Linked DNA regions of Mus musculus: region 1 is linked to region 2. Evidence: chromatin loops called from intact Hi-C (ENCODE). Cell type or tissue: left cerebral cortex. All regions are shown on one strand. Each heading gives the region's core, and the rest is flanking DNA. Links, peaks and the distances in the headings are about the cores only.

Region 1 (16,160 bases), core at 3,761-11,760, 84 kb after region 2:
GAACGTTTCTCTTCACAATATCTGTCACATGGGGCTGCAGTAAGGACTGAACTCATAATGCCATGAGAATTTATGAGAACACCCAGTACACAGTCTTTACTGAGTGGAATAGTAAAAACACTTGCACCAGACTCTGGTTTAGTCCCTAGTGGGAAAAGGTTCCCTCAAGGCTTAGGCCTAGATCCTTGAGGCCATGGGCTGTCTGTGGTTCCAGGGTTTCTGTTCTTCATAATACACTTTATTTTCCACATTTACAATAGCTGGCACTGAAAATCAGTATTTGTGGAAGTTATTTCAGTAAGCAGAAGGATTAATGCCTAAGAATGAGGTAGTGAGATCCACTGTCTCCCTGTAGCACCAACAGGAGAGGCCTTTTCACCTGAGGAGAGGACTCACAGGCTTCAGGTCCTGGAGCAGATCGACTGACAGAGGCAGAGCCAGTTTGTAGTGAGAGCATAACAACACATTCACTTCCCCTTCCAGCCACTGGTCACAGTGTTTTCCAGTTTCATAAATTGTGTGTGATGCTTTCTTTTGTGGATATAAATCGTAGCTGGACATTTTAGCCGGGTTTGTCCTAGACCAGCAGCCATCACTAAGAAATCAGACTGTGAAGCTCAGTAGTTTTAAGATTATTAGTTGTTCTTTCAGAGGACCTGAGTTCCCTATGAGACCTATGTCATTGGATCATAACACTCATAACTCCAGATCCAGGGCATCCCGTGCCCTCGTCTGGAGCTGCACATGAACTTTACATACAGAGATACACATTTATAAACATAAAATTGTTTTTGTAAAATGGATTTGGACCTGTGGTGCTATTAGAAATGAGGACGGGCCATCTTCACATCACTGTACCCACTTCCATGCTGCCCAGGTGATGTCCCCAGAGTGCTGGCCTGAGGTTCAGTGTTTCTTGTTAACAGGCTTACAGACTCTTCAGTAAAACTTCCCAACAGTGCATAGCAGGTGTGTTAGCTACTTTTCTTGCTACTAAGACCAAATACTTGACAAGAAATTTAAGAGAGAAAACATTTTCTTGGGTTCCCAGTTATAAAAGATGGTATTGTGTCCACAGTCAAGCAAAAAAAAAAAAAAAAAAAAAATGGACAGTCTGTACAACCTTGAGGCCTCTCCCCAGTAATCTACATCTACACCCTTCCCATCATGCAGTTAGGCCCCAAGACCTAACAGTCCACAATTTTCCATAACAGCACCTGCACCAGCTGGGGAGCAAATGTTGCTCAGGGACAGGAGCCTGCAGGGCTCACCACATTCAAACCACAGCAGCCAGAGTCAGTGATGAATCTCCAGTATCTCCTCACTGCTTTCCAGTGAGAATCCAGACACAACTGGCATAACATCTACATGTAAACACAGTAAACATCTACATCAAACACAGTAAAATCCAGGACGAACTACCTAATCTTTGCTAAAAGCTATGAAATGTTGAAGTCTAAGCAGAGGATTGCAGCAAGTGCTCATGAAAGGTGGCCTCCCTCTGTCATCTGCAGGTCCCAGGAGAAGACAGAAGAAGCCATCATGCTGCTGAAGGAATCCATTAAATATGGTCCAGATTTTGCTGATGCCTATTCAAGCTTGGCTTCCCTACTGGCGGAGCAGGTAATTGTTTCCATTTAATTTCAGAAGTGTTTTTTTAAATGTTACTTTCAAGTGCATCTGCCAGTATCATCACAGTATCATCTAGTTAGTCTGGCTAAGGGTTTATCTATCTTGTTGATTTTCTCAAAGAACCAGCTCCTGGTTTGGTTGATTCTTTATAGTTCTTTTCGTTTCCACTTGGCTGATTTCAGCACTGAGTTTTGATTATTTCCTGCTGTCTACTCCTCTTGGGTGCATTTGCTTCCTTTTCTAGAGCTTTTAGATGTGCTGTAAAGCTGCTAGTGTATGCTCTCTCCAGATTCTTTTTGGAGGCACTCAGAGCTATGTGTTTTCCTCTTAGGACTTTCATTGTGTCCCATAAGTTTGGATATGTTGTGGCTTCATTGTCATTAAACTCTAAAAAGTCTTTAATTTCTTTATTTCTTCCTGACCGAGTTATCATTGAGTAGAGTGTTGTTCAGCTTCCACGTGTATGTGGGTTTTCTATTATTTATGTTGTTATTGAAGATCATCCTTAGTCCATGGTGATCTGATAGGATGCATGGGATTATTTCAATATTTTTGTATCTGATGAGGCCTGTTTTGTGACCAATTATATGGTCAATTTTGTAGAACGTACTATGAGGTGCTGAGAAAAAGGTATATCCTTTTGTTTTAGGATAAAATGTTCTATAGTATCAGTTAAATTAATTTGTTCCATAACTTCTGCTAGTTTCACTGTGTCTCTGTTTAGTTTCTGTTTCCAGGATCTGTCCATTGATGAGAGTGGGGTGTTGAAGTCTCCCACTATTATTGTGTGCAGTGCAATGTGTGCTTTGAGCTTTACTAAAGTTTCTTTAATGAATGTGGATGTCCTTGCATTTGGCACATAGATGTTCAGAACTGAGAGTTCCTCTTGGTAAATTTTACCTTTGATACGTATGAAATGTCCCTCCTTATCTTTTTTGATAACTTTAGGTAGAAAGTCGATTTTGTTCGATATCAGAGTGGCTACTCCAGCTTTTTTCTTGGGACCATTTGCTTGGAAAATTGTTTTCCAGCCTTTTACTCTGAGGTAGTGTCTGTCTTTGTCACTGAGGTGGGTTTCCTGTATGCAGCAAAATGTTGGGTCCTGTTTTCATGACCAGTCTGTTAGTCTATATCTTTTTATTGGGGAATTGAGTCCATTGATATTAAGAGATATTAAAAAAATTTTTTGAGAATGAAATGTTTCACCTCATAGTGGACTCTTAAGCATGTTCTTCGTGTATGCGGTATGCTAGCTGGATATCTTTTGGCATAATTGTTACACGTTTGGCATGGATAGCCCACCCACAGGCTGGTATCTTCAAAAAGACCAACCAGATAGGCATCACTTGCCTCCTGCAAAGCACCAATAGCTGCACTCTGGAAGCACAGATCTGTTTTGAAGTCCTGAGCAATTTCTTGCACCAGAAGCTGAAAGGGGAGCTTGTGAGTCAGAAGTTCAGTGGACTTCTGATAGAGTCTGATTTCAGAGTGCCACAGAACCAGGCCTGTAACTATGAGGTTTCTTCACCCCTCCAGTAGAGGGTGCACTCTTGTGAGCAGCTTTTGTAGCCAGTTGTTTCCTGGGTGCTTTACCATGGGTGGATTTGTGGGCAGTCTGCTTTGTATGAACCTTGTTATGGACACCTCCTTACTTACCCCCACCCCCTTCTTCTGGAGCTTGGCAAGCTAGAGGCGGCTGGCGTTAGGGAGCGGCAGCACGACAAAGGCTGCAAACACAATTCTAATCACAGGTTTTTATAGAATTGTCATAACTAATAATTGGCAGCTCCTGTCAAACTCTAGGTATAATCTCAGTTTGTTCTTGATCAACACTAGAAGCCCAATTTTCTCACTGTACAAGGAGAGGGGCGTCAAAGGCAGAAGGATACTATTGTCCGTGATGTGTCTGCTGTCATTTGGAGACAAAGTATGTCAAGAATAATATATGACATTTGCTATTGTTTCTAAAAACTTTTTAATTAAAAAATTACAGAGAAATATGCTAACCTTCAACCCTTTGTGAGCTCCAGTCTGCTCTGCTCTTCCTATGTTGCTTGCTTCTGAGAGGCAGTGGGGGTGGGGGAGCGAGTGCTCCCTTTTGTTCAGGGGTTTTCTAGCCAGAGCTTTGGCATTCCTTCCAGAATGAACTCCTGTGTGGTCTCACATTCCATGTTTTTATTACTGTTTACTTGTGCTATGATGATTTTGTATCTTAAAACCTGCTAGGGAAGAACAGATGGCAAGGCAGGCCCCCAGGAGACCATCTCTGGCATGAGCAGTTGTGCTCTGAATCCCTGTCTCCTTTTCACTTGTCTGAATGACTTGAAACCAATTTTCAGGGTGTGCTGTGTTTGTCTGCCCCTTGCCCTGGGGAATGCACATGAGTTATCTTATATAAACGGATGCTCTGCTTTTGTTGACACATGAAAGTGACCCTGATAGCTGTAGGTTCTGCTGTCAATCAATTGCCAGTCCTCTTTTAAAAGTCAAACTGAGAGATGCCTTGGAGCAGCTGCTAGCTAAACATAAGGAATGGTTTGGCCCACACATTGGTTACTGAGGCTACAATTTGCATTTTAAACATTTTATAAGTTCCAACCAGTAGCAAAATTAGAATAGTCTATAAATATTCAACTGACAGAAGTTACAAACTGTGTTTTAATACAGCCATTTCTAGACCGTTCCTCAGACATAAACATCTGTGGATTTGTGGGTCCCAGATATAAAATGACATCATAGATAAACAGCTCCTACGCACATCATTAAATTACTTAAACTTAGTGCAGTGTACACTAGCTATAGAAATAGCTGCTATACTTTATTAATTAGGGACTAAACAAAAGAAACTTCAGTATAGGCATAGTATTTTCTGAGTGTTATTTGTGTGTGTATGTGTACCAGAAAAAAAAAGATATCTAATACCTTTCTCTTTTGCCTTCTGCCTTATTCTTTTGAGTCAGCGTCCCTCACTGGACCAAAGTTTACTCTCTTGGATACACTGGCTAGCTGGTGAGTTTCTGGGGTCTGCCTGTCTTTGCCCAGATCACTGAGGTTAGACACACATGTCCATGTGTGAAACTAGAGATTCAGATTCAGGCACACAAGACGTACATATAAGCTTATAAGGCTTACCCCTGAACCGTGTTCTCAGCCTCTTTCTTGACTATTTTTGATCTGAGGTTTGTTGCACCTGCAGATAGAGAGGCACGGTGTTCTCTAAACAGTGTAGATAGGCTGTAGTCAGAAAGCCTATCTGGAATAGATGACTTCCTTGAATGTTGACTTTTTACAGTGTTTAATTAATTAAGGTGATCCTCCATGATGTATGCTTTCAGTCCTTGACAACTTTTGGCTCACAGGGAAAAGACAGCCTGCATCCCCCGGGATCACGTTTTCTCTTCACCCTGACCCCTTCATCTCTCAGAGAGACACACCCTGCCTCTGCCTCTGACCTAGGTATGTCAGGCACCTCATTGTGCAGGCATTTTCTTCAACCACCACACATCTCTACCCAGATCCGTCTTCCCTCCTGCCGTGCAGTCGCCGCCTACACAGTACCGTGTTGACCCTTTGTCTACTTTCTGTCATGTCTCCCATCACTTTGTCCTCCTGTGTATTTATTTCCTACAGCTTTATGTTATCTAACATAGCTCGGTGGGCTAATGCTCTTTCATCCACCTCCAGAATGTTTGACTCTGTAAGGGCATTTATTGTAATTATTGTAGTAGTCTCACACCTGCCAGGCTGTATGCAGTTAGTAGATTCCAGATGTGTGAGTAAATAAACTTGGAGAGTGTGCAGTCCCCACTTCAGTCCTCTCATTGAGTTGTGCCTTATTGTGATGCCCTGCCCTGCCCTGCCCTGCCCTGCCCTGCCCTACCCTGGGGTCTAGTGTGAGAAGCAGCTGTGAGGTCATAGCAATCATCTCTTACTCCATTCATTGAGTTTTTATGACGTGGCAGATCTTGAGAGTGGGAGATCTGTGCTTCAGTCTTGGAAAGACTGCATGTTTCTCCTAAATTACATTTAGTTTTTATTTTCTTCTTAATCTGGTACATGAAGATCTTGTATTTTCTAGGAAGGTCAATTCTGTCTCCCCTTTTCATCTCACCTCAACTGGTGGCCATCTGGACTGCACTGTCTGCTTCTCTCTTGTGCTGTTCTTACCTCTACATTTGCCTTTTTCTTAATTCATATTCAGTTCATGTTCCTGCCTTGATTTCATTATCAACAATGAGGTGTGTGTGTTGATTGTACAAATAGTTTCCAGCTCAGATCTTTTCTTCCAGCTCCCTAAGCAGGCAGTAGACACTGAATTACTGCTCTTAAAGAAAAAACACCACAACTTCAAGCAATGTTCAGTTATATCTACAAGTGATACCCAAGTGTTGTCTTGGGATCTCTTGATGAACTGATACCTCTTTATACACTTCACCTTTTTCAGGATCATCTTTTCTTTCTTTCTAAATCCCTTCTTCCTTATAAAACAATTCAGTTTCCAATTCCTGTCCAAACCTTGTTCACTTTTCCATTCTGCGTTGAATTATATTTCCAGAGATCTCTGTGTTTAGCATTTTGCCTGTTGCTGTGAACATGAACCCCACAAACGCAGCTCAGGGAGGAGGGGGTTATCTGCTCACCATTTGTTGGTACAGTTTGTCATGGAGGAAAAGTCATGATGGCAGGTGGTTCTGTGGTGGGAATATTTGACCACTGTCTATTCACATCTCACTGGTCCAGAAAGCAGACAGGAAGGAGGCCCAGCTATAAATCTCAAGATTTGCTTCCAGTGACCCACTTCCTCTACCTAGAACCCACATCCTAGAGATTCTGTTTGCAAACCAGCAACACAGCTGGGAACCAAATGGCCTGAAAGAGACATTTCACCCTCAAGCCATGACATCAGCATACAAATTGTATCATGTTTATATATGTCGTGTATTTTCATTTCTTGGGTTACTATCCTGAAATGAAATCTAAACCATGTGGGCCAGGAAGATAGCTGAGTAGGGAAGGTGCTTGCTGAGAAAACTTAAAGACTGGAATTCAGATCCACAGACTCCACATAAAAAGTGAAGTAGGCATGATTCCTACCAGTAATCCCAGCACTTGGGAAGCAGAGACAGGGGATTCTCAGGTCGGGTTCAGTTGAGAAAAACTTCCTTAATACATAAAGTGGGGCACTATCAAGGAAGACTCTCACTGTCAACCTCAAGCCCCCCTATCCATGCCCTTAACAAATGTACACACACACACACACATGCATGTATACCACAAATGCATGTACTTACACATGAGTTCATGCAAGTGTGAACACACATGCACACACACATATACATACACACCTACACCACATCACATTAAAAATATTAAAACAAAACATTGATTTTTAGTGTTTCAGACTTATCTTCCTCTAATGACAGATTTCTTTAGGGAAAGCATGGTCTTGGATATATCCCTACTGCTGTCTGGCTCCACTCTAATTAGTGTCATTGTTTATATACAGATAAACCATTTGTGTGTTAATACTGTGAAAAGTAATGGTCTTTAGTGGATATTCCAAAGTTTCTGCTGTTTTCGTTTTCTAAATTGATGAACTCTGAGTTCAGTTAAAGATACCACTTTAAAGTGGTCCAGATGTTCACTGACCTTGACATTCATATTAGGACCCAGGACCATCACATCACTAACACAGTAGGCAGACCTTAACCAAGTGGCCATTTGTTGTTTGATTGTTCAATGAAACAAAGGCATTTTTTCAGGCAAAATTTTCTAAAGGATAACATATATATGTGTGTGTGTGTGTGTGTGTGTGTGTGTGTGTGTGTATGTGTATATATATACATATTTTTTTTTCCTTAGCTGAATTTCAGGAGTTTCAGATAGGATATTTGAAATGATTTCCTGATTAAGTTATTTTCTGTGGAAACATAGCAAACTGATATAAAAAATTATTGAATTTCTTACAGTTGGAGCTCAACCGCTGTGAATACAAATTACACAGAAGACCTTCATCTTTTCTGACAAAATGCACTTCCTTTAGCTGCTTTCCTACTCTAGAGGGAAGGTTATTGTGAAATGCTTTAGGATCCTAGAATCTCACTGAAAAGTCTGAAGGGTTCTTCTACCCTTAAGGCAATTGGTTTTCACACAAGAGATAGGACAGCTGTTGGGCTGAACTCAGGGCCCCTCCCTTCTCTGAGTCTACACATCTTATCTTAACCTCTGAAATTCTTTTGGGATAAAACAAGGTTTCTGATACACAATGTAGCAAACAGGAGTTGAGGAAAACCCTTGGACTTGACAGACTTTGAAGCAACCCCTTTCCACTGTTACCTCTAACAGCATCTTAGACTTTCAAACCCCAGAAAATATGGAAGTGATATTCTTAAACCTCAGTCAGCCTGCACACTCTCCCTGAGCAGAGCTACGATCTGCCACACACACAGCCTACACACATGCTGATTGTGGTTGAGGACTAGTGTCACACTGGAAGCAATGACAGAATAAAATCTCCCATGTGCAGTCAAGTTTCCGAAAGCTGTGTGAAAGGATGTACATTTATTTTTAAGTTTGCAGAGAGCATGGCATATGGGCCGTGAGGCACTTGGCAATTGGATGCCTTTTGAATATGGTTGGTTTAATATGTTTGGCTTATTCACATAAACATTTATTATACTATTGTGCTAATATGAAGATTAAACAGATATCTCACCAAGCCAGGAACAATTGATCAGACAAAGAATGCTGCTGTAGAGTTCCACTGGGAAACCCTCTCTTGTAAGGATACTTTATAAGCTTTCAGGCTCTACCCATGCCTACAGTTAAGTCCTCAGCTTTGACAGACTGGGAACAGTGATAAAGGTCCAGGAAGTCCTTGAGAGCATAGAATAGTAAATAGGACTGACAAATAGGCCTGTGTGAGCCCAGGAGTCTGGGAGTGCAATGGTCACTAAAGGCAAGGCCATGCACAGTCTTAAAGCCTCTTGCTGATGGGTTTCAACACACAGACTAGAAAAGCTGTGTCTCTGGGGTAGGCAGTGCAATCCTAGAGACAATCTCTAAAGTTACAATGTTTGCATAGTTTCACTGGGCAGTAGCTTTGCTCAGGGCTCACAGCTTGGGGCTGCTTCACTAGCATATCAACACCTTGGGAGCCTGTCCTGCACGAAGCTTCTGTCTTAGCTGCTCTGGGCTTGCTTCTGAGGTCTGGCTGTTAACAGAGCTGCTCAGTGGCAAGCTGAGGCCTCCTTTTATTGCAAGTCCCATAAAACCACTTTTAAGTTACACAGAATGATATGTTTCTACCAAAGTTCTTTGTCTCTACCTGAAATTTCTGATTTTCTAGGACTTTTTTAGTCCTGACTTCTGCCATTCAAACTATTGATTACCCTTTCCAGCTAGCTATTTCAGTGGGGGAAATTTGGGAACAATCACTTTCAATTATTTGTTTATGTTTTAGAAAGAAAAGAGAAGAAAATTCTAATGGCGATGGGGAATGGTGGCTTAGGCCTATAATCCCAGCATTTGAGAGTAGAAACCTAAGAGTCTCAAAGAAACAGAGGCCCAGCCTGACCTCTTCAGGTCAGGGAGCCACTTCTACTATGGAAAAGCCAGAGAAAAGCAAACTCAGGCAGAAAATGAGATCAGCTTTTTCTCTTATTACACAAGGATATGGGTGATGTGTTAAAATCAGAGAAATGACATGTATCCCCTACTCAGTGGAATGTCTAGAAATAAAGTCATTCTGCCTCAGAATTCTTAGGTGCTTGTAATTCCAGCACTAGAGAGGTATTTCTGAGGCTCACTGGCCAGCCAGCTTAGATCTGTGAGTCTCAGCTTCCAGACAGAGGAACCTCTGGTCTCAAAAACAAGGTGGACAGAACTTGAGAAAAACAAAGCAAAACAAATCAAATCTAAACAAAACACTGGAAGCTTATGACTGAGCTGTTAGGGGCACTGGAGAATGTGAGTACTCCTTTATACACACAGCAGAAGGGTAGAAAAATCTGATGCCAGGAGAGTCTGGGGTGGCAACGGCCTGCCTGTTGCCTTGCTTTCCCCCGATCTCCACGAGCATTCACAGGTAGACGCTGAGCTTCTCAGACAGGGTTGTAAATGGTCCTGAGCCCACAGGAACTTGTAGCCATCTACCCCTTACCACAGAGAACATAATTTTGCATCACAATAGTAATAAGGAAATGAAATTAATACTGTTTATGATGCAGACTGAAGAACCACCTGCCTCCATCTTAGGCTTAAAAGCCTTTGTATGGTAAAGACAAATTAGGTTCATTCCTAATTAATGATTAAACCTCTGTTTCTCAAGGATTGGGCTATAACCAACCTTAACTACAAATGGTTCTGAACTACCTATTCCAGGAACTGCAGGCAATCCATCTATGTTTCAAAAAGTTGTTTATAATTATCCTGCAACTCTACCTTTGTTTCAAAAGGTTATCTGACCACCTATGACTGCCTATTGTTATGTCCACCTTGCAAGCATGTCTTTGTTTCAGGAGGTCACTAGGACTAATGTCTGTTTTTGCACTCTGCTCCCGTAACCCTGCCAAATCCCTACTTGGAAGCCCCCTACCCCTGAACTATAAAAACCTTGTCTTTCTCACAGCCAATGCTGACCTCTTGAACCCCACCTTAGGGGGAGGCAGCCCATGTACACAAATAAAAAGCTTGCTAGAGTGAATTGCTTGATTCAGTTAATTTTGCCATGATGATTCCTGTCAATGGTCTTTCTCCTCCTGTCTTTGGGATTAACATGGCCACTGAAAATTATTGCTAACATCAGGTTTATAACCTACTGAAAAACTCAATTAATATAAAAACAGCTATAAAATATTTTCCTTTCATATATTTTGGGATGTGTTTTTATTTAATACCAGAGTGAAAGATCTAACATGTGAGTTAGTAAGAGGGATGGAGTCTGTCATGAATTGGTTCAGTCACAGTCCACGCTCACAGCTAAGTCAACTTGGAATGAACCCTAATATAAGAACGTATTGATTTAGTTATTTAGCTCCTGGTAACTGAGCATACAAATCCTATTAAGCACCAGAGATTCCTCAAGTAGCAAGTCCTGTGTCTTGTCTTCTTGGAACCTAGTCGTGGAAAGGGAATGTTGGAGCAGGGAGTCTGAATGCCCTGCAGCAGTGTGAAGAGCACTCTGCATCAAGGGGGATGTCTGGGGATGTGAGCCAATGTGGTTAAGGTTGTGCCAGCTCCTGTAAGCTAATGCATGAAGACTGAGGGGAAAATGTTTCCGGCCAGGAGTAGACCATATGTCTCACACCTGCAAAAGTAGAGGATGGGGTAAATGGGATAGGGAAAGCTGGAATCGGACACTTGAGGTATTTACACTTGCAGGTCTCCTCTCTCCTGGTCCCCTGTGTCACTCCTGTAGAGGCATGCTCTGTGTATATTCCTTTGTGTGTGTGTGTATTATTTAATTTACCCTTGAGAATTTTATACATGTATACAATGTAATATGATCATATTCATTCTTCATTTTCTCCTCCCTACCATCCCACCGTTTCCCCTAACACATCCCTTCTTCATGCCTTCTTCTTTTTTCCTTAAACAACCCACTGAGTTCAGTCAGTGTAGGGGCAGGGGGTGGGCCCCCATCCACCAAAGCAGCAGTCTCCCTAGAGGAAAGATTTTCCTTCCCCCAGAGCTATCAGCTGCCGACTGTTGCTCAGTTAGGGGTGGACTATCAACTGACGCTTAGGGACATATCTCATGATTTTTACCACAGTTTTCTGGAGCTGTTTTGCCAACTCATAAATGGCACCTCCATTTGAACTCCTTTTTAAAAAAATCAGATTTTGAAATTATTTTGCATATTAGTGGGTCATAAGACTTTCTCATTGTCCTTACTTCTGCTTAATCTATTCTCAGCCCTTTCCCAACCTTTCCCCCTTCCCCTGACCTTTCCCCTGACCGTACTCCCTCTCCCATCTTGGTTAACACTTTACTCCCCATACCCATGGTCCTTCTGCTGTTCCTTCCCAATCACCGTGTCCTCTTCATTGTTTCTCTGTCTGGCTTTCCTCTTTGAAGCAGCCATTTCTCTTTTACTCCATTACCACACACAGACATACACACACACACACACACACACACACACACACAGAGAGAGAGCTCACACTCTGCTGAGAGACAAAGGCATGCAGCACTAGAAAATGCCAAATGTTTCCTCAGGGAGGAAGAACGCCAAGCTAGTTGATTCATTTCAGTTGGATGTGAAAGAAAATGAGACATCAAATATTGATAGAATATTTCTCATAAATGTCTTGTGATCTCTTGAAGTTGATCGTTTACTGTTTGGTAAAGAAAATAACAGTGGTGAAAGTGAAGAGACAGGAAGCAGGCCTGCTGGGCAGCTTCAGCTTTGGAGCTGCTCTGTCTTGAGTAGTCTGCAGGAGGTTATAAAGCCACGGGATGTCAGACTGGTCAGCTTCCCAGAGTGTCAATCCATGAGTCCTCTGCTCCCCAAGACTGCCACAGACACACATCTAGAGCTTCCCAGTGTCCCACTAGTGAACGGTTACTTTACGGCTGCCTTGTTTTATTGCTTAGAGCAAACACACTTCTGGGTGGGGTATAGACCTGTGGCTGTGTCAGAGACTGTTTCCTGTTGTTAGGATGCTCCACTGTACGCTGCCTGTACAGTCAATACACCTTGCCTTGGACAGTGCTCTGAGCGTCTTCCACAGTAGTGCTGACTAAATGACAGCCCCTTTCTGCTTTTCATCTTGTCAGGTCTAATTTTCTTCATACTTCAACTAACAATGAAAGAAACCACTTAAATACCACTGTCGGGAAAGCTGGTATGAATATGAATAATGGTCAAACATTAAAGAGATCTATAAAGATTTAAATTAATAGGGCCAGGATCTCCCTCAGTAGCACACGTGAGGCTGTGATTTCTGTTCCCACAACCAAAATAATAAAATGTAATAAATATCTCAGCTAATGCCACTGTCCTTTTGCATTGGAAGGTTTTTTAAATATATAAGTGCACTTTTTATGTAGACTTTCTTATTTTAAATAAGCTATACCAATGAGGAGGAAGTATCTTCCTTCCCCAGCAACCATTAACTGACATTAGCTCCTCAAGAAGAGAGGAGACCTTGTAAGTTCCTTTCCACCCATGATAGGGGCTTGTAGGTAAAGATGCAAATTTCGTTTTGTTTTGTTTTTTAAAACGTATGTGTATTTGTGCATTGGTGTGCATATATGTGTGTATGAATATGTGGGGGGAGACATGTATGTGTGTATGCATCTACGTGTACATTCGTATGTACATATGCATGTGTGGGCATGTGCGTGCCTGTGTGTGTGTATCTGTGTGTACATGGGCATGTGCGTGTGAGTGCCACAGTGTAGGTTCAGGACAGAGTAAATTCCAGGACAGGCAAGGCTACACAGAGAACGCTGTCTCAAAAAACAAACAAACAAAAGCTTTCTTTCAGACTTATTGTTAAGATCTAAAGTACCTATTTTGAGATTTTTCATCCATCTTCTCTGAATGTGACAGCTGTTGATCTTGGCAGTTAGAGAAGGTATCTGAGAAATGTCCATTTTGCTGGCCTATGGATCTGATTCAATAAGTAAATCTTGTCACCCAGAAACTTCCCCCTCCTCAGTGGTGCTAAAATAACTGGACTTAGTCACCACTGGTGGTTCCATATGAGATGAAGAGCCCCAGGGGTCCCACCAGGTTCCAGATCTCTCAGCCAGGCTTGCTGAGCAGCATGAAGGATAGCCACCACACACACCTTCACTGACTGGCCGAGGTGTCCATTTTCAAATGTCTGACTTGTGATAAACTTTTAGCATACGGAAAATTGCAAAGAGCTTTGTACTGGATTGCCTTCTTTTACCTGACATTAATGCAGTACTAGAAAATAAAACTGTTAACTATAGTTTCTGGATAGTTCTCAGAACTTTTGGTTATTTACATAATTTTAAGCTATGTGTTTTCAAAAGAACAGTTAATATAATAGTTTTAGATAACTATAGGAAAAATATCTGTAAATCATTGGGTTCTGAATTACAATTTATTAAATTGTAAATGATTAAAATATGTTAAGGTACACAGACCAGGAGGGCAGTTTTCTAACTGGTCCTAGCTGGTTCTAAATGATCTTTTGAAGGTGTGGTGCTTGGTGTGGGGTATGCCATATGGGTTGGAGGTATGCCTCAAGGAGACAGATAAGTGCTTTGTGGAGGCCAACTCAGAAAACATGGATTTATCTTTTTATATATTGCATTCTTTTAATGTTGGACATGCAGTTTTTAAAATACTTTATGTGCTTAAGTGTTTTGCCTGCATTTATGTCTGTGTGAAGGTGTTGGGTCCCCTGGAACTAGATTTACAGACACTTGTGAGCTGCCATGTGGGTTCTGGCAATTGAAACAGGGTCCTCTGAAAAAGCAGCTAATGCTCTTAACCACTGAGCCATCTCTCCAGGCCCCAGAAAGCACAGATTTAATAAGGCAAGGAGCACAGAGTTCAGTGAGCTGTGGGAATACTTCAAGAAGAGAAGGGGTAAGACAGAGTCCTCCCTTCATTTAACCAGGCGTCTCTCCTCATCTTTCTTAAAACCTGTCCCCAATCCCAGCACTCATGTGGTTAAGGCAGGAGGCTTGTAGTGAGTTAAGAGACCAGCCTGGGCTATGGAATGAGGTTAGGTCAACTTGGGCTCTGTCACTCACACACACACACACACACACACACACACACACACACACACACACACACAAACAAGCATACGCAGAAAACTTACCTAGCAAATCTTAGAGGGATGTAGGAAGAAGGTGAGTGTTCTCTGTCAACCCGAGCACTCTGCCTCCAAGCCCAGCAGGTGAAGAGGACCCATTTAAAAGATCATTCTCAGACCTTTTCCACACACAGGTCTGGGTCCATCCAGACCCTTCATCTTAGTAAGTACCAGCACGTTTGCAGTGGTAGGAACTGAGCACACCTGTGCTTGTACACTATGCTTGTGCACGGTTAGTGTAGACTTGGATTCAGGCACAGCCCATGATGTCTGTCTTAGTGCCTGGCTCAGTAAGCACTCTCTCTTTTCCCTGCTCACTCTGAATCTTCCTTGTATTGTTAATTTCATAAAACTTTGTTTTTCTTTGTTCCCTGCTAAAGGAAAGATTTAAGGAAGCTGAGGACATTTACCAGGCTGGAATAAAGAACTGTCCGGACAGCTCAGACTTACACAACAACTATGCAGTTTTCTTAGTTGACTCTGGTGAGTAAGATGCCACTCTGCTGAGATTCCTTTTCTCTCTCACACGGGCACAGTCACCAGCTGTGCAGGTGGCCCACACTTCTGACCACCCTACACTGTGTGAGGGTATCATTTGTCTAAATCTCCAAGCTCAACTCAGAATTGTGTCTATAATGAAACTTCCCTGTGCAGAAAGTGGCTTTGCCTTAAGCCTAGGTATCCTGACTTTCTTACATCACACCCACAGGGCTGTACATCAGCGCTGTACTCCCTCAATGAGCACCCACCTCCAAACCTACCTTCCAACAGATGCTGGCTACTTTCTATAACTGACTTTATTTAAAAGCCTCTGGGACTTCTTCTTGATGTTCTAGCAGTTGATACATTGGTCTCCTGTGGTGGGTGGAACTGGACTCAGATTCATTTTCCTCTGTGATTTGTGCAGACCCCTGTGTTCATGTGTAATGAATCCTCAGAAGTAATGTGATGACTCTTGGCTTTGATACAAAAGTTCCATTCTGTCCTTTTGGCTCACAGACTGTTTGTCCTTCAGGAGAATTCAGTTCTGGTTATTATTTTTTAGATATTGAATTCTTGAAAGGATTTTCATTTTCTAGGATCTGTGAAGCTTTTTTGTTGAATAGAATATAAATTTACATTTGGCTCACCTAAGGAAAGCAAGCTTATTTTTGCATATAAAATTGCTGTGTGGTGCCCCCTGCTGGATCATTAGACACATGATAATACATTATTAAAGTAGGAAGACCAGAAGAACACTTGCTCACTTGCCTGAACCAAAGCTTGTCGTTTCATTTCAACTCCACGGCAGTCTCAACAGGAGCCTCTGGAGAGAACCCTGATGAATCACTGAATACCCTATGACATGGTCCTAGATAAGCCTGTGTTCAAAGAGCATAACTGGGAAAATTAGTGTGGAGACCAGGGATTCAATGTGTTAGTTACCCTTTGGGCCATTCTGAAATTCAGTCACTTAGCTAGTTTCCTGGCCTTCTTGGATCAGGGAGACTAGAGTCTCACTCTGACTTTTGTTATCAAGTCTCTTAAGGACCTTACCTGTTTGTGTGTGTCTGTGTATGTGTGTGTGTGTGTGTGTTTGTGTGTGTGTGTGTGTGTGTAAAGAGATCATTTTGTTTGGGTGGTTTTAAAAACTACCTCTTGAATCCCAAAAGGTATCTAAATAGGATCCTAAACTTCTGTGGAGGCCTTGTGAGCATAGAGGTTTTAATGTACACATTGGGCAAA
Region 2 (16,160 bases), core at 3,802-11,801:
ACTGGTTCTTATGATAATAGCATATGAATATTTTATCTGCTCTTCAATCCCATGTTGTAGAATTTCCAACCTAATCCTGGTCTGATTTCTGGTGCTCATCATCTCTCCTCTAATCACCCTCAACATGGGCCTGCGTCAACACCCATCGATGCTGATGGGCTGCTGGAGTAGCAGTTGTCTCTTGGACAGAGTCCCTTTATGACTCTTTTCTGTTACAAAAACAAACATAGCCTCTACATGGTGGTGCTTACCTATAATCTTAGCACTCAGGAGCCAGGGACAGGAGAATCAGGAGTTCAAGGCCAGCCTTGGCTACATTGTGAGCTTGAGACTAGCCTAGGCTACTTGAGACCTTGTCTCATTTCTCCCAACCCACACCCCTCCAACTCAAAACCCCTGACAACAACAAACCCAGACTCCACCATGGTTGCCTCAATCTGTCTTGTCAGTACTCTGTCTGCACTACCTTCTAGCCATGGTTGACTTTTCTGTCTTCTCTCCTCCTGGGTATCAGCTATATTTTCCATTGTGTACCCTAATCTACTCTGCTGCTGACTGTTCATCTCTGAGAGGCTGACTGGTTTGACATCTCATGGCTCAGTGACCTTGTCAGCCAGCCTCCTCTCCTGTCACTGTTTCCCACTTGGATGTTCTGAATCACCTTTGTACAGGGAAAGCATAAAGCTTAGACCTCAGCAACCCTTAATATATTGGCTTTTGAGGGATGCTCATTAAAAGGTCTTCCAGAACTTGGAATCATATGTATGGAAAATCTTAGTAGACCTACCAAATCATAAAATGATAATTATAAAATGATAAACTATACTAATTAATTAGTATTTGAGTCCCAGTACCCAAATTTAGGTGAGCCTTATGCTGTAGAAGCATTAAAAAATGGAGGTTTAGGGGAGTTGTTGTTGTTAGAGCTTCTTAGGCAGGTTTTATAACATGGTTCAGGCTATCAGACTCACAGCAATCCTCCTGCCTCAGTTTCCTGAGTGCAGGGATTACAGGTATGAGCCACTACACCCAGCTATTGATGATTCTGTAAAAGAGACTGTGGTGAGCTCACCTCTCCAGAGCACAAAGAACATCATCAGATGTCAGTGTTGGTGCTGATCTTGGTCTTTGCAGGCTCCATGAAGAAAAAACAAAACAAAACAGATCTTTGTTCTTCATAAACTATCCAGTCTGTGGTTTTGTTTTGGGGTTTGTTTGTTTTCACATACAGACTAAGACTAAAAGCATAATGCCATTAGCATCCATAAATGCCCGTTAACAATACAGAACTTACAACAGGGTCCCAGTTAACTGTGATATGTATGACTCTTCATTTCTGAAGAGGGAGGAGGAAGCCATCAACAGTTAGGGCTAATTAACCTTGCATTAACATTGTTTAGACATTGTGAACTAAAGTCCTGGGGGTGGATGGAAAGCTGTATCTGTGTACATTGTACAAGGCTGATTGGATGACTAAAAGCTTTGGTGACTGTGGACAGCTTGAATGTTACAGGTCCAAAGGCTAAATTATTTAGGGCTATGTTTAGTCTTCGAAATCACAGTTAATCACTCACCTCTGTGTTCTACCTAAAATCTATTTCGACTATTAGATAAGTCCTTTTTGCAGTGTCCCAACAGACCACTGGTGCACACCACAACTCAAAGGCTAAGCATATTGTCAGACAGCATCCAAGGCCAATAGCAAAGATGTCCCCACTTTGCTGTAATTTGCCTACCTGATGTTTTCTACTAATGTACTTGAAAGATGCTTGGATTTATGACTTTCTTTGTTATGTTAGTATGAAAACTTCACCAAACTGTTACCATATTGGAATATGTTATTTGGGGTAACTAAATGTGACCTAGCCACAGTCACTCATAATTGTCTTTGAGAATTAGTTGTCTCTTATTATTCCTTTTGAGGTAAGCACTGTGATTTTATATCTATGAGACACCCCATATGCAATTAATCTATCTATGTTCATAACCGAGCTTCCTAACATTTGAGGAAGCAAAGTTACCATTTGGAAAGAGGGCAGAGATGTCTGGCTTTCACCTGTTTAAGATACCCACTGGCTGTCTGCAGGCCCAAGTGAAGGGTCTATGCTTTATTAGCAGGAACAAACCCTGGTCCTGTCATAGCAGGGTTAACATGAAAAGAAGGTGGGAACACTCACTACAGTAACTGGCACCTGCCAAGTACTGTGGTGGGACTATGGCTGAAAGACAAAACTGAATTTTTATCATTCCTTGTAGAAAGAATTAAAAACCAGGAATGACGACTGAACTAATTGTAGAGGAAATCTGAAGAGAATCCTTTGACTAAATTAATGAAGCCCAATTTAATTGACTTTTGACATGGAAGGACCATGATCTTCTCCGAGTCAGTTCACATTTCTTGGTGTGTGTGTGTGTGTGTGTGTGTGTCCGTCCATGCATGAACATGTATGCACATATGTATAGATGCCAGATGTGGACATCAAATATCTTTTCTAGTTTCCCTTTACCTTACTTTATGAGTTAGGGTCTCTGAATGAACCTAGAGCTTGTTTGGATAGACTCTGGCCACTGAGCCCCAGAACCTCTGTCTCTAGGATTACACACAAATGCTACTGTGCTCAGCTCTTTTTATGTGTTACAAATTGAACTCAGGTCTTCATACTTCTACAGCCTGAACTTTGTAAAACTATGAAACTGAGTGTTTTGTTCCCTTCTAGTTTGCTTTTGATTTTCATAATGGTTAAGCGAACAGAACATCTTTCTCCCCTATGGTCTCCCAGTCTTAGGTCCACTGTTCTGTGTGATAATCTAAGTAAAGGTTTCTTTGTAAAAAAGAGGAAATTTTAAGGGTTTGAGGTTTCTGGAAGAAATATTTACCAGAGCTACAGAGTTGGGTGTGGAAGGTGGATTTGGGTTTCTGGAGGGGCTGAACTTAGAAATGTACCACTGGATTCTCAAAACAGCCCCTACCTCCCATCAGAACCATGGGACTGGGAAAGGCAACATCCAAACCTGACCCTCTGTGGAGAGGCTTTGCTGCTGACACAGTGAAGAGGAGGAACTTGTGGGTTCAAGGCAGTGCATTAAAGAGGGCTCTAACTTTTTTTGGTTTATGGTTAGCTTATAATCTTTTCAAATGTAAGCAATGTCTTTGCTATATTTTAGAAAAGTGAGAAAAAAATTTTCTTTCAAGAAAAACTGTTTTGGGATTGTCATTCCAAAAGATCTGAATTTAACTTCTATCTGCCCTCGGAATATGTAATTCTTCACCAATGTCCTTTATTGTTTTGAATGTGAAACGGAAATTAAGTTAGTGTGGTTGATAATTCTGGAGGTATTTGTGGTGGTGTATGTAAGTGATTGGTGTACTGCTGCACAGTGACTTTTAGCTGCTTGTCTTAGGGTTTCACTGCTATGAAGAGACTCCATGAACACTGCAACTCTTATAAAGGAAAACATTTAATTGGGGCTACCTTACAATTCAAAGGTTTAGTTCGTTATCATCATGGTTGGAACTATCATGGTATGCAGGCAGGCATGGTGCTGGAGAGGTAGCTTAGAGTTCTACATCTGGATTGGCAGGCAACAGGAAGTAAATGCCACCCTAGACCTGGCTTGAACCTCCAAGCCTGGGCCTTATTGACACACTTTCTCTGACAATGCCACACCCACTCTGACAAGGGCACACCTCTTAATAGTGCACTCTCTATGGACCTATGGGGGCCGTTTTTATTCAAACCACCACACAGCTGGTTTCACCATCTGTAGCTGACACTTAGGCAAAGATTATGTGGTTTTGTGGTTTACAGATTCTGAGAAAAGCTGGAGAATCTTAACTAATATAATGTCCATTTTAGTCATTAGCGTCCTCAAAAGGGAAATAGGGCTATTCAGATAGTTGTCATCCTTCACCCTGCTGTCTACATCTCAAATCAAAACATTTCAAACTCCAGTCTAGTGCTGGAGAATAAGAGAAATACAAAAGGAGAGGTTGAGAGGTGGAAAAGGAAGGACTTTAGACTACTGCTTGGGTTACTAGGCTTTATTGATCTTAAAGTGTGTGTGAAAGAAAATCTATTCATATAATACTTGTGAAGCATGGGAAGGAAGACTGTCTTTAAGGTTGGGCAGGTCTGTTGAGATATGTTCAGGAATTACTACAAAGGCATTTTGTAGTAAGAAAGAGGGCTTGAGTTTAACCCTGACTATAGCTGTGAGTGGAAATTTATAGCCAAGAACAGAGCTCATAGTAAGGATTGGGATTAGAAAGCCCCTGTATGAAAACCTTGTACAAAAAGAATTCTGTCTAAATGAAATATGGGCTGTGGCTGAAGACTGGCCAGGGTAGCCAGGTATCACCTGGTGGAGAATTGAAGAACCAGGTTACAAGGGTGAGTAAATATACCCAGGGTATTCTAGTTCAGTTTCCTGTTACTATAGTAAAAACACTGACCAAAACCCATTTGAGAAGGAAAGGGTATCTTTGGCTTATACCTCAGAGTCCATCATTAGGAAAACCAGGGCAGAAATCTAGAGGCAGGAACTGGATCAGAGACCATGGAGAATGCTGCTTACTGTCTTGTTCTCCATGGCTTTCTCAACTACCTTTCTTATGCCTTCCAGGACCACCTGTCTAAGAGTAACACCACCAGCAGTGGAATGCGCCCTCTCACATCAATAGTTAAGACAATGCCCACAGACAGTCCCATAGACTAATCTATGGTGGTGCTTCCCTAACTGAGGTTCCCTCCTCCAAGGTTCCCTCAGTTGACAAGAACTAACCAACGCGCAGCGAGAGGAGATATTGGAAAACTGACATAGCAGGGTTCTTGCTGAAAGTGTAACTTATTAAAAACGTACTCAGATGGACATAGAAGAAAGTTCTGACTCTAATCATACTGAAGAATTGTTATCCTTGCTAATATCTACTGACATGGAAACTGCATTAACTAAGGTTGGTGACTCAGAAGAACACATACTCTGTATCACTCAAGATGGTAGGTAGGTGATTTGGTGTTATTGTTGTTCTGGTCTCTGCTAAAGTCTCCCCCAGGGTTTGAGGGTTGACTAACTGAAGGATGAGTGTCAGTTTTAACACTGAGTTAAATTAACACATCTGAGAAGTGGGTGTGTAACTAAATACAGTGGGTCTGAGTCTTAGTAAGCCCAAAGCCAAAAGGAGCACCGCCATGAAATAAAAGATGGAAGGTCATTGTGTGCTGCAGGCAAGGGAAGCAAAGGAATCACTTACACAGCAACTCTCTCTCTAAATGGGAAGCACGGGGATTTCATCAGGAGCCTATACAAGTACATGCTCACGCAGAACTGAGCACATAGCATCATGCTCAGTTTAAGCTTGTGATTAAGAAGCAAGGACTGTAGAGACATTTTTGGAATGTGCTAAGTTCAAGATCCTGGAGAATGGCAGACAAAAGCATCTCTGAGCATGCTCAGCTTTCACTTTATAGTTTTAGCTGAAAGGGAAGGGAAGGAAAGGGTGTCCTGGACATGCAGTGATGTGCTTGTCTGCCTTCAAAGGTGGCTGCTTCATATAACAGGAGATCTGGGATGTAGGCGGAGCATAGATTAGGGAAATCACTTCAGAAAATCTTCATCTTTTGTTTTTATTTTGCATAAATCAAAGATGTTTAAAATGCTTCATTTGACAATAACAGTCTCTCATGCTGGCACTAAATCATTGTGTACAGCTCAACATTCAGGTTATCTCTTCAAAGTAGAGAATCCACTCGTGTTTTCTTTATGAATGCTGTGGCATCCATTTTTCTTGATTGGTTACTCTGTGTTTTTTCGGTCATTTGTGATGTCATTAGTTGATGAAGGTATCCAGAAATTTCAATTTTTTAGGAGCTCAGAGACTATTTACCTAGTTCTTTGATAAAGAAGGAAATGCGAAGACTGCAGTCTTGATCCAAGCCATGAACACAAAAGGACAGAAGCCTCGATCCGTGGTTCTGAGTGTAGTGCTTTCGTGGTGGCTTGGAATTTGGTGGTGGTGATACTTTCTGTAGCTTTTTAAGGGATGTGCAAATTTCAGGGAAAATTTGACTATATAGCCAGGCTTGGTGGTATACATCTATAGTCTCAGTATAATAGAGGCTAGGTTAGGAGGATTGCCATGAGTTTGAGGACAGCCTGGGCTACATACTGAGTACCTGGCCAGTATAACAGACAACTTAGTGACATCTCAAAAATAAACAAATACACAAATAAGTAAATAAAGTATTGGTAGTAGCATGCTTTTATGATTGAAATGAATCACTGAGAAATCAGGTTTAAAAATTATTCTAATTTTTTGGTCTCATGGAATTATTGTAAATGGCAAACAAGCTATAAAAATTCATGTCTGGCATGTACTGTTAATTGTGACTATTACTAATGCTGCTGCTATTCTTGGTCATTGTTCAGGCCATAGGGAAAAATCACAAGTCTAATTCTGAGGTGGAGTGGAGGAGGAAATGTAAAGAACAGAGCACATTACACTCCCACCTATTTAACGCTTCTCCAGAAATGGCACCATGTTGTGTGTCTCATTTTGTCATTACTATGGTCCACGCCTTAAAATAGAAATCTTGACATCTTGTTTTTCCACCAAGAATCTCTGTACCATTTCAGGCTTTCATGAGTTTGGGATGCTATATTTTGAAAATAAATCATCTGGTACCCTTACCCTATTTTATTTCCTTTTTGTGGAAATAGAATTTTACCAAGACTGTCTGAACTAGAGGACACATTATAAATACAGTTACTAAAATATCCATTGTAGTAAACCATCAGAAATGATGTACGGCAGCTTTGTCTAAGTGTAACCTCAAGGAAACCCTAAAGCCTGTGGCTTGTTCTATAGAAAGGAAAGCCACTTCCCATTTTTCCATTGCTAAGCAAACCACAGAGGCAGCTCGAGAAATAGAGCCTCCAAGAGCAACTGCCTGGAAAGTTCAGTTACATTCTCACTCTTGCCCTCCTTAGCATCTTTTTCTGGCCCCTGTCTGTTTCCTTTAGTTGCCTTCTGTGGGCTACCCTGCATCCTTGAAGAAACAGAAGTGCCAAGGCCTAGTCTTGGTTTAATTTACCTGAAAATGACAGTCACAAGGTGGCAGAGCCCAGAAAAGGATGTGCAGTTCTGTGCTACTGTGCTACTATGGGAATAACAAGCCAGCTGCCCAAACCCAAACATAGGAGCCAAGGACTGCTTCAGTAAATGCACGCACATGTTCCTGGCCTGGCCCATGTCAAACTCTCTGCTGAGGTCCCAGAAGAGAAGGAAGGACTCAGAAGCAGCTCTAGAAGGTGGGTGGGCTTGTCTAGAACTTGTAAGCAGCAAAATCTATTTGATGGCTTCATGCCTGTTTATTTTCTCTATCATCAAGCACTTGGATTGCCAGTTCTGAGTATGTGTCACTTCCAGGAATTTTTATGAACCCAAAAGGGAAGAAAGGGAGCACCAAGGAAGAGACCTAAGAGGAGAAAGGAAGAGACTTAAGAAGAGAAAGGGACTTTTGGAGGGCAGTCATGATAGGTCCCTTTTTGTGAGCACTCCATAGCCTCAGTAACAGTGCCAGGCCTTGGGACCTCCCCTTGAGTTGGATCCCACTTTGGGCCTGTCACTGGACCTTCTTTTCCTCAGGTTCCTCTCCATTTCCATCCCTGTAATTCTTTCAGACAGGAACAATTATGGGTCAGAGTTATGACAGTGGGATGGGAACCCTATCCCTCACTTGATGCCCTGTCTTCCTGCTGGAGGTGAGCTCTCTAAGTTCTCTCTCCCTACTGTCTGGCATTTCATCTAAGGTCCCTCCCCTTTAGTCCTGGGAGTCTCTGACCTCCCAGGTCTCTGGTGCATTCTGGGGGGTCCCCCAACTTCCTATTTTCTGAGGTTGCCTGTTTACATTTTTTTCTGCTGGCCCTCAGGGCTTCAATCATTTTCCCTCACCCAATACCAGATAACCAATGCCCCCCCCCCCCTTCTACTTTCTCTCACTCCCTTCCCACTTGTGATTGCTTTCTTCTCTCTCCCAAGTGGGACTGAGGCGTCCTCACTTGGGCACTTCAGCTTGTTGAGCTTTTTGAGTTCTGTGGACTGTATCTTGGGTATTCTGTACTGGTTTTTTTTTTTTTTTTTTTTTTTTTGGCTAATATCCACTTATTAGTGAGTACATACCATGCATTTCCTTTTGGGTCTGAGTTACCTTACTCAGGATGATATTTTTTAGTTCTATCCATTTTCCTGCAAAACTCAGGGTGTTCTCGTTCTTAATAGCTGAGTAGTATTCCATTGTGTAAATGAACCACATTTTCTGTATCCATTCTTCTGTTGTGGAACATCTAGGTTGTTTCCAGCTTCTGGCTATAACAAATAAGGCCGCTAAGAACATAGTGGAGTGTGTGCCCCTGTGGCATGGTGGAACATCTTTTGGGTATATTCCCAAGAGTGGTATAGCTGGATCTTTAGGTAGATCTATTTCCAATTTTCTGAGGAACCTCCAGAATAATTTCCAGACTAGTTGTACCAGTTTGCAATCCCACCAGCAATGGAGGAGTGTTCTTCTTTCTCCACATCCTCTCCAGCATGTGTTGTTACCTGCTATTTTGATCTTAGCCATTCTGATTGGTGTAAGGTGGAATCTCAGGGTCGTTTTGATTTGCATTTCTCTGATCACTGAAGACTTTGAACATTTCTTTAGGTGCTTCTCAGCCATTTGAGATTCCTCAGTTGTGAATTCTCTATTTAGTTCTATACCCCATTTTTGATTGGGTTGTTTGGTTTTTTTGGTGATTAACTTCTTGAGTTCTTTATATATTTTGGATATTAGCACTCTATCGGATGTGGGGTTAGTAAAGATTTTTTCCCAATCTGTAGGTTGCCAATTTGTCTTATCGACTATGTTTTTTGCCTTACAGAAGCTTTCCAGTTTCATGAGGTCCCATTTATTAATTGTTGATCTTAGAGCATGAGCCATTGAAGTTCTGTTTAGGAAATTTCTCCCTGTACCAATGAGTTCAAGGCTCTTTCCCACTTTCTCTTCTATTAGATTCAGTGTATCTGGTTTTATGTTGAGGTCCTTGATCCACTTGGACTTGAGCTTTGTACAAGGTGACAAATATGGGTCTATTTTCATTCTTCTACACACAGACAGCCAGTTAGACCAGCACCATTTATTGAAGATGCTTTCTTTGTTCCATTGTATATTTTTGGTGTCTTTGTCAAAGATCAAGTGACTGTAAGTGTGTGGTTTTATTTCTGGGTCTTTAATTCTATTGCATTGATCAACAAGTCTGTCTCTGTACCAATACCATGCAGTTTTTATCACTATTGCTCTGTAGTAAAGCTTGAGGTTCGGGATGGTGATTTCCCCAGCTGTTCTTCTCTCTTCCAAGTGGGACCGAGGTATCCTCACTTGGGCACTTCAGCATTCACAAAAAGAGACCTATCATGACTGCCCTCCAAAAGACCCAACAATCAGCTGAAAGATTCAGATGCAGATATTTGCACCCAACCAATGGACAGAAGCAGCTGACCCCTGTTGTTGTATTAGGGAAGGCTGAAAGAAGCTGCTGGAGGACCAGCAGTCTCAATCTGGACCCCTGAGATTTCTCAAACACTGAACACCAAACAGGCAGCATACACCAGCTGATATGAGGCCCCCAGTACACTTACAGCAGAGGACTGCCGGGTCTGTGTTCATTCAGAGATGATGCACCTAACCCTCAAAAGACTGGAGGTCCCAAGGAGTTTAGAGTTCAGGTGGGGTGGGGGTTGGGGGCATCCACGTGGAGGTAGGGTGGAGTGGGGAGGAGGTGTGGGATGTGGAGCAGTCAGAGGATGGATGGGGGGCTGGGGAATAGAATATGGAATGCAAAAATTAAATTTAAAATAAAATAAAAAGAAGGAAAGAGAGAAAGAAAGAAAAGAGAGAGAAAGGGAGCACCGAGGAAGAGACATAAAAGAAGAGAGCGAGAGAGACCTGCATTTGAGTGAAGATGACACTTCCTTGCAGTAACAGAGCATTTGCTGCACAACAGTGGCCACGTATCTTCCTTGAGCCTGCACAAAGTGGGCCTGTCTCTGCAGGATTTTAACCCACTCAGGTGTTACTGAAAGGCAAAGTCTGGGCCAAAGTTTCTCTCCAGTAAAGAGCCATTATTCAAATGCAAATTTTAAGAGGAAAATCCTTTGAGGGGAGAAAGGCTTAACAGAAGTGAAAGAACTAAATGAAAAGCATTAGGGAGAATAAGACACAGGGAAATGCCAGTGGGATTATGTGATTGAGTTCAGCTTTTTTTTCTCTGCTTGACTCACATGTGCAAGCTCCCATGGAGGGGATATGGACCCTTTATGTTTTCACAGGGGGCTTGTTAACCTCAGAAGCCAGCCAGTCCCATTCACAAAGCTGGAGCTTCTACTTTGAACCAGTGGGGACTGTGGCAGATGTGGGCTCTCCACTAATCTCTGACCTTATTGAAGCTAATATTAAAATCTAATTTGTTTCCCAGGCCAGAGGACAGTAAGCAAGTTCTGGGGTGGATCAAAGACCTCTCAGTATGTATGAGTAGCACTGTGTGTTTTACCTCACATAATCTTGGTATCCTTGTTTTTCAACAATTGTGAGATCTTTCGTAGGTTGAAGACATTGTACCTCAAATTATATAAAGAGGTAAAAGTAGACTAATGTTATCAAAGTATACAGGTTTATCAGGGGTGGATGAGATGGTAATATTTATTATTTAACAAGACTACATCCTGTTTTATATGTTATCTCACTTATTTCTTACAATATTCCCACAGAGTACATATTATTGTCTTTTAAATGAGCACAATAGATGTACAAAGAAATGAAGAAAGCTGTTTCCTGTTGCAGGATATTTGATCACACTGTGAACCCTGAGATTGTGTAATTTATTGAAAAGAAAAACTGTTTCTAGTTGTGTTGTGGTAAATTATATTTGAGGGTTTCTACTCCACCTTAGATCTTTAGTTCCCAAATAAAAGACATAAACCTATTATATTTATAATGAGTCTTAAAACACTAAAGCTGTGCAGATGTTAGCAGTCTAAGCTATTTTGTCCACCTCCCTGCCAATAATCCTGAGATATCACTTGCCTTGTTCTGCCTGGGCTATTTCTACTCCATCCAACTGGCTGGCTCTCATGGCCGTGCACACGGGATCCACCCACCCCATGGTGCCTTTTTCCTTCTTCTTCCTTGTCTTCTTCCCCTGTGGTTTCTGCCTCAGACCCAAGCCCAGGAACCAAAGCCCTCCCTATTTTTCTTCTGCCCAGCTACAGGCTATAGGTATCTTTATAAACGGATAACTTGGAAGGCAAGGTTTATATAACAAAAGCTAGTATATGTGAGGATCGTCTCATCTTGGAGCAACCAGATCTTGGGGTACAGAATTTAGCATTTGAATACAAGTAGCGTCAGACCAACCACTACACAGCTGTAATGTGGCTTAGCCCTTAGCACCTTTAATCCCTCTGGCTGGAATATAGACACACCCTTAGCACACCTTCAATTCCAAACAATGAAGATAAAGTTAGTTTGTAGAAGGAAGCCCCCATGTTTGAAAGTGATGTCTGATTGAGTGGCAAACAAAGTGCCAAATCACAGAAAGATTCGACAGAGTAGGATATGCCTAACTCTCATGAGAAGAGAGAGGAAAGGGAAGCTACTTAAGAGAGAGCAGTAGGGCTGGAGAGATGGCTGAGCAGTTAAGAGCACTGACTGTTCTTCCAGAGGTCATGAGTTCAATTCCCAGCAACCACATGGTGACTCATAACCATCTCTAATGGGATCTGATGCCCTCTTCTGGTGTGTCTAAATACAGCTACAGTATATTCACATACATAAAATAAATAAATGTTAAAAAAAAAAGGGGAAGAAAAGAAAATTGGATTGCTATGGAAAACTCAGAGTTGAGAGAGAGAGAGAGAGAGAGAGAGAGAGAGAGAGAGAGAAGAGAGAAGAGTACAGAGAGAAAGAAGGAGGTAGTTTTACCAGGAGAGTTTTACAGAGAGGTTGCAGAGAACAAGCTTAAACAGGCCAGAGAGTAAGAAGGAACCAGACAATTGGAACAGATGGCCAGAGATTGAAGCCAAGCAGAGCTAAAAGTCAGAGGCTAAAGAGAAGCCAGATTGGATTAGTCATCTTGGAGAGGTGTTGAGCCAGAATGGCTAAGTTGAACCAGCCAGCCAGAGTTCAGAAAGAACTAGAAAGGGTGAGCTTATTCAGCAGTAAGTCTCAGAGGCTGGAAACATTCTAGACCTGGATTAGATTGTATGGAGGCTGGAAGCTTCTGAGGCTAGGCCTAGCTTAACAGACAGAGATGACAGTTACATCAGGCAAATACAAGGTGCTTTTGCAGTTTCACTTCTTGTAAGTGGCAGAATGCCATGTTGAAACCCACATGCCCTGGCTCCAAAGTCAGGTTCTTGGTGTTTTCTCAGAGCTCAGTATTTTCACAGAGGGGAACATTGTGCTGTAGATGGTTGCTCTTAATAGCCTCATTTTTCCCTTCCTCTTTCAGGTGTCTGACTGGGAGCACCAACAGAAATTTCCTTCTTACCTTGAGACCGTTTTTAAAGCGGGCCATTTTGGTCATCAGTTATGTAAGTATATAATATGTATCTCAAATGTCACTAGTAAAGGGTGTTTTCATTTCATGAGTGTTTCAACTCAGGGATATGCTCTAGATTATTTAATAAACTCACTGTCAATATAATCTTGTAAGGAAGGTTTGCAGGTGGTAAATGTTACTATTGAGCAGAGGTATATATGGAGGCACATATGGGAACCCAGTGGCATAGTGTGAACAACACAGAGTTTAGAGTCCTTTTGAAGAGTTTTCAAAATGACCTGGCTGTATTAGTTATCTACTGCTGCACAGAACATCCAGTCCTGGTGCCCAGAGGCATAGATAGAGCACCTGCTGCTTGTTCAGCTTGGAAGCTCAGCTGGATGATTTCCTATGTTGTGATATACAGTCAGGGTCATCCATCATCTGTAAGGGGAGGGGGCAGTTGAGTCTACTTCTTCATAGATGATCAGAATGCTTGAACAAAGATGGAAGAGGTGTTGGTAGACATTTCATCAGGTCTTCTCATTCCTCCAAGGTGACTGTCATTTTGTATTTCCGCCTGTGGATAATGGGAGGAACTATGCCCCTCTTCTCAGAGCAAGACAATCCAGCTTCATTCTCGCCATACATCCTTACAAGGTCAGTGCATGTACATTCTGTAAACTTTATTTGGTACTTAGTTTTATTGGATATTTTTATTGCCATAAATCATTTGTACAACATAACAGGTCTCGTTGCAAATGAGTTCATACATACTGGCACCTGTTCAGTATTATTAAACCACAGGCCAGCTTTTCATTTCGAGGAGATAGTGATCATAAGTTAGTCAGCATGAGGATAGAAAGGGAAACTCTGTTTCATATATTTGAAATTCTTTTCAACCAATTCTAACTGGGCAGAATTGTGGCTTTGGTTCTCACTGGTATATATCTATTTATTTGACAACTATTTTATTAGATGCTTATTGTCTATAATATACATATCCTTTAAGTGGCTTGTTTGTTTGTTTGTTTGTTTGTTTGTTTTTCAAGACAGGGTTTCAAGACAGGGCTGTAAAGCCCTGGCTATCCTGGAACTCACTCTGTAGACCAGGCTGGCCTCAAGCTCAGAAATCCGCCTGCCTCTGCCTTCCAAGTGCTGGGATTAAAAGCGTGTACCACCACCGCCTGGATTGAGTGGCTTTTAAAATAAGCATTACAGAGCACAGCACAGAGATGTGTGCAGAGATTGGTTAGACAACATAACCTAAAACCAAGGAAGGCTCAGAACAACAAATAGAAAGGAATGGTATTTGCAAAGATAGTGCTAACTGTGCCTTTTACATTCTCAGAAGTTCTAGAAGATGTTGAATTAGGAGGTGATATTGATGAATGCTCCGGGCACACTGAGTCTGCTGTGGTGCACTGCTTTAAGATATGATCACAGTTATCAATTTAAATAACTTCAGATTATATTCTCTGTGGTGTTTTAAACATTAAGATACCATGTTTAATTATTTTCATAGTCAAATATGCTATGAATATCTTATAATGTTATATCATTTTAATATTAATTTTATGGAAGTAACCTTTACTATTTTGATATATATATATTTTCACAATATAATATAAAACATGACAAATCTTTTATTTTCAAATAGGGTCTCACTATGTGACACTGGTTGACCTTGAACTTGAGATCCTCTGCCTCAGCCTCCTGAATGCTAGGATGAGAGACAGATGCCACCACCATCAGCTAACAACAAAGATTAAAACTGAACTTGATGAGTGGATGATTTATAGTTGAGCTTATTGGTATTTCCTAGAGGTTGCAGAATTTTGACCCCCAATCTTATGTCAGGCATCAGTCTTTGCCCTGTCAATGTAGTGTACATGTTTTAATGAATATACTTCATTACTTGTTTTGCCTGTATGGTTTTCTTACATTTTGCGAGATTTTTCTATTTTCATTGTTAAATATCTATGTATTTTATCTTTTGATACCGAGGGTCAGGTTGGTGAAAGTCAGCCTTCCCTTAGACCACACAGCCTGCTCTGCTTCTCTTTTCTCGTGCAGACCTTTTTCTTAGCATTCAAAACCAGTATCTTCCTAATCTGACATATTTTTATAATAAATATTCTATCAAAATTGCTTTTATTACTTTGACACCTGTTTGTGTTTATGATTTTTTAAAAAAGATTTATTTATTTTATCAATATGAGTACACTATAGCTATTTTCAGAGGGCATTAGATCTCATTACAGATGGTTGTAAGCCACCATGTGGTTGCTGGGAATTGAATTTAGAACCTCTGGAAGAGTAGTCAATGCTCTTAACCACTGAGCCATCTCTCCAGCCCTGTGTTCATGATCTTGAATACCATTTCCTAAATCTCTTACGTTGGTTTAGCTCTTAAGTAGTATAAAAACTTTGTGATGTTGTTAGTATCCTACCCTTTCAAAATGTTGTTCAGTCTTAAGCTTGACATCTCAAATTCAGCTCCCTGGTAATGGTGCCTATCCTTTTTAGCTCTCTGTCAGTAACATTCAGTCTCCAGGCTCTTTGTCTGGGTATTTTTAGATGTGGCAGTTCATGGATGAAGGGTTCTTCCGGTCCATAGCTTCTTCAGCAGTTACTTTTTATCTTTAAAAGGAAACAGGACAGCAGATCTTGTCTCTGGTAGCCCTCTGTCTTACGTAGGGTTACTATTGCTATGAGGCGACACCACAGCAACTCTTATAAAGGAAAGCATTTGATTAGGACTGACTTACAGGTTCAGAGATTTAGTTTTATTGTTATCATGGTGGGTAGCATGATGACATACAGGCAGACATGGTGCTGGAGAGTAGCTGAGAGTTCTATATCCAGATGGGCAGGCAGCTGGAAGAGAGAGTGAGCCAATGGGTCTGGCTTGAGCTTCTGAAATCTCAAAGCCTACTCCTAGTGACACACTTCCTCCAACAGAAGAATATCTACTTCAATAAGGCCACGCCTCCTAATAGTGCCAGTCTGTGGTGACCAAGCATTCAAATTTATGAGCCTATGGGAGCCATTCTTATTCAAACCACCACAGCCACCAAACCCACCAAATTCACCACACTCACCATACTACCACATCCACCACACTCACAACTTGGGGGTGATGTCCTTTAATTGTGGAGTGATTTCAGCTCTAGGGTGATGTTGTTTGTTCTTGTGATTTCCAACCAAGCTGTTTGTATATGAATTGAAACAACCACTCTTAGCGTCACTGTTACATGTAGCCTACTCCATTAACTTAGCAGTGCTTGAGCCAAGATGGAGAGATGAAACAAATACTTAGGGGACATGGAAAGAGAATATGCTTTCAACTCTCCAGCTGAGTATTTCATTCATGACTCATGCCACCAGCAAACCCCAGTATCTGGCTCAGGATCCTAGTGTCTGGATACTACACTTGATCTCTGATCATGGCCTTCCTAGCTAAACCATCCCAGTCACCAAAAGGGTAAGGTTGCATTTTGTTTCTGCTTGTTAGCCTAATGGCAACAATCTCTGGTGGAATCCTTGGCAGAATTAGGACTTCAGCCAAGTATTTTCCAGGT

Evidence for each region. Peaks named below come from ENCODE experiments on the same cell type or tissue, not always from the same donor. Only the 100,000 strongest peaks of a DNase experiment are listed, where the experiment ranks them.
Region 1: a loop joins it to region 2, with 2.6 times the contacts of the local background. A loop is called at or near these places in 6 of 42 quality-filtered maps.

What each region holds. Positions count from the first base shown.
Region 1 is chr6:148,248,246-148,264,405 of GRCm38, reverse strand. It overlaps Tmtc1 (transmembrane and tetratricopeptide repeat containing 1), which reads left to right. Exons shown (of 20, transcript NM_198967.5): 13 at 1,515-1,623; 14 at 14,816-14,918. All of the region lies in intron 1 of Gm52483 (a long non-coding RNA gene), which reads right to left. Among named protein-coding and RNA genes, the nearest start is that of Gm52483, 11 kb to the right of the region's middle. In left cerebral cortex, for the core only: no CTCF peak of the experiment used is centred there; DNase peaks (open chromatin) are centred at 4,054, 8,108 and 8,614; H3K27ac peaks cover 498 bases.
Region 2 is chr6:148,332,719-148,348,878 of GRCm38, reverse strand. Tmtc1 (transmembrane and tetratricopeptide repeat containing 1) reads left to right here. Exons shown (of 20, transcript NM_198967.5): 6 at 12,547-12,628; 7 at 13,133-13,236. Among named protein-coding and RNA genes, the nearest start is that of Gm52483, 95 kb to the right of the region's middle. In left cerebral cortex, for the core only: no CTCF peak of the experiment used is centred there; DNase peaks (open chromatin) are centred at 5,221, 6,527, 6,946 and 7,117; H3K27ac peaks cover 1,768 bases.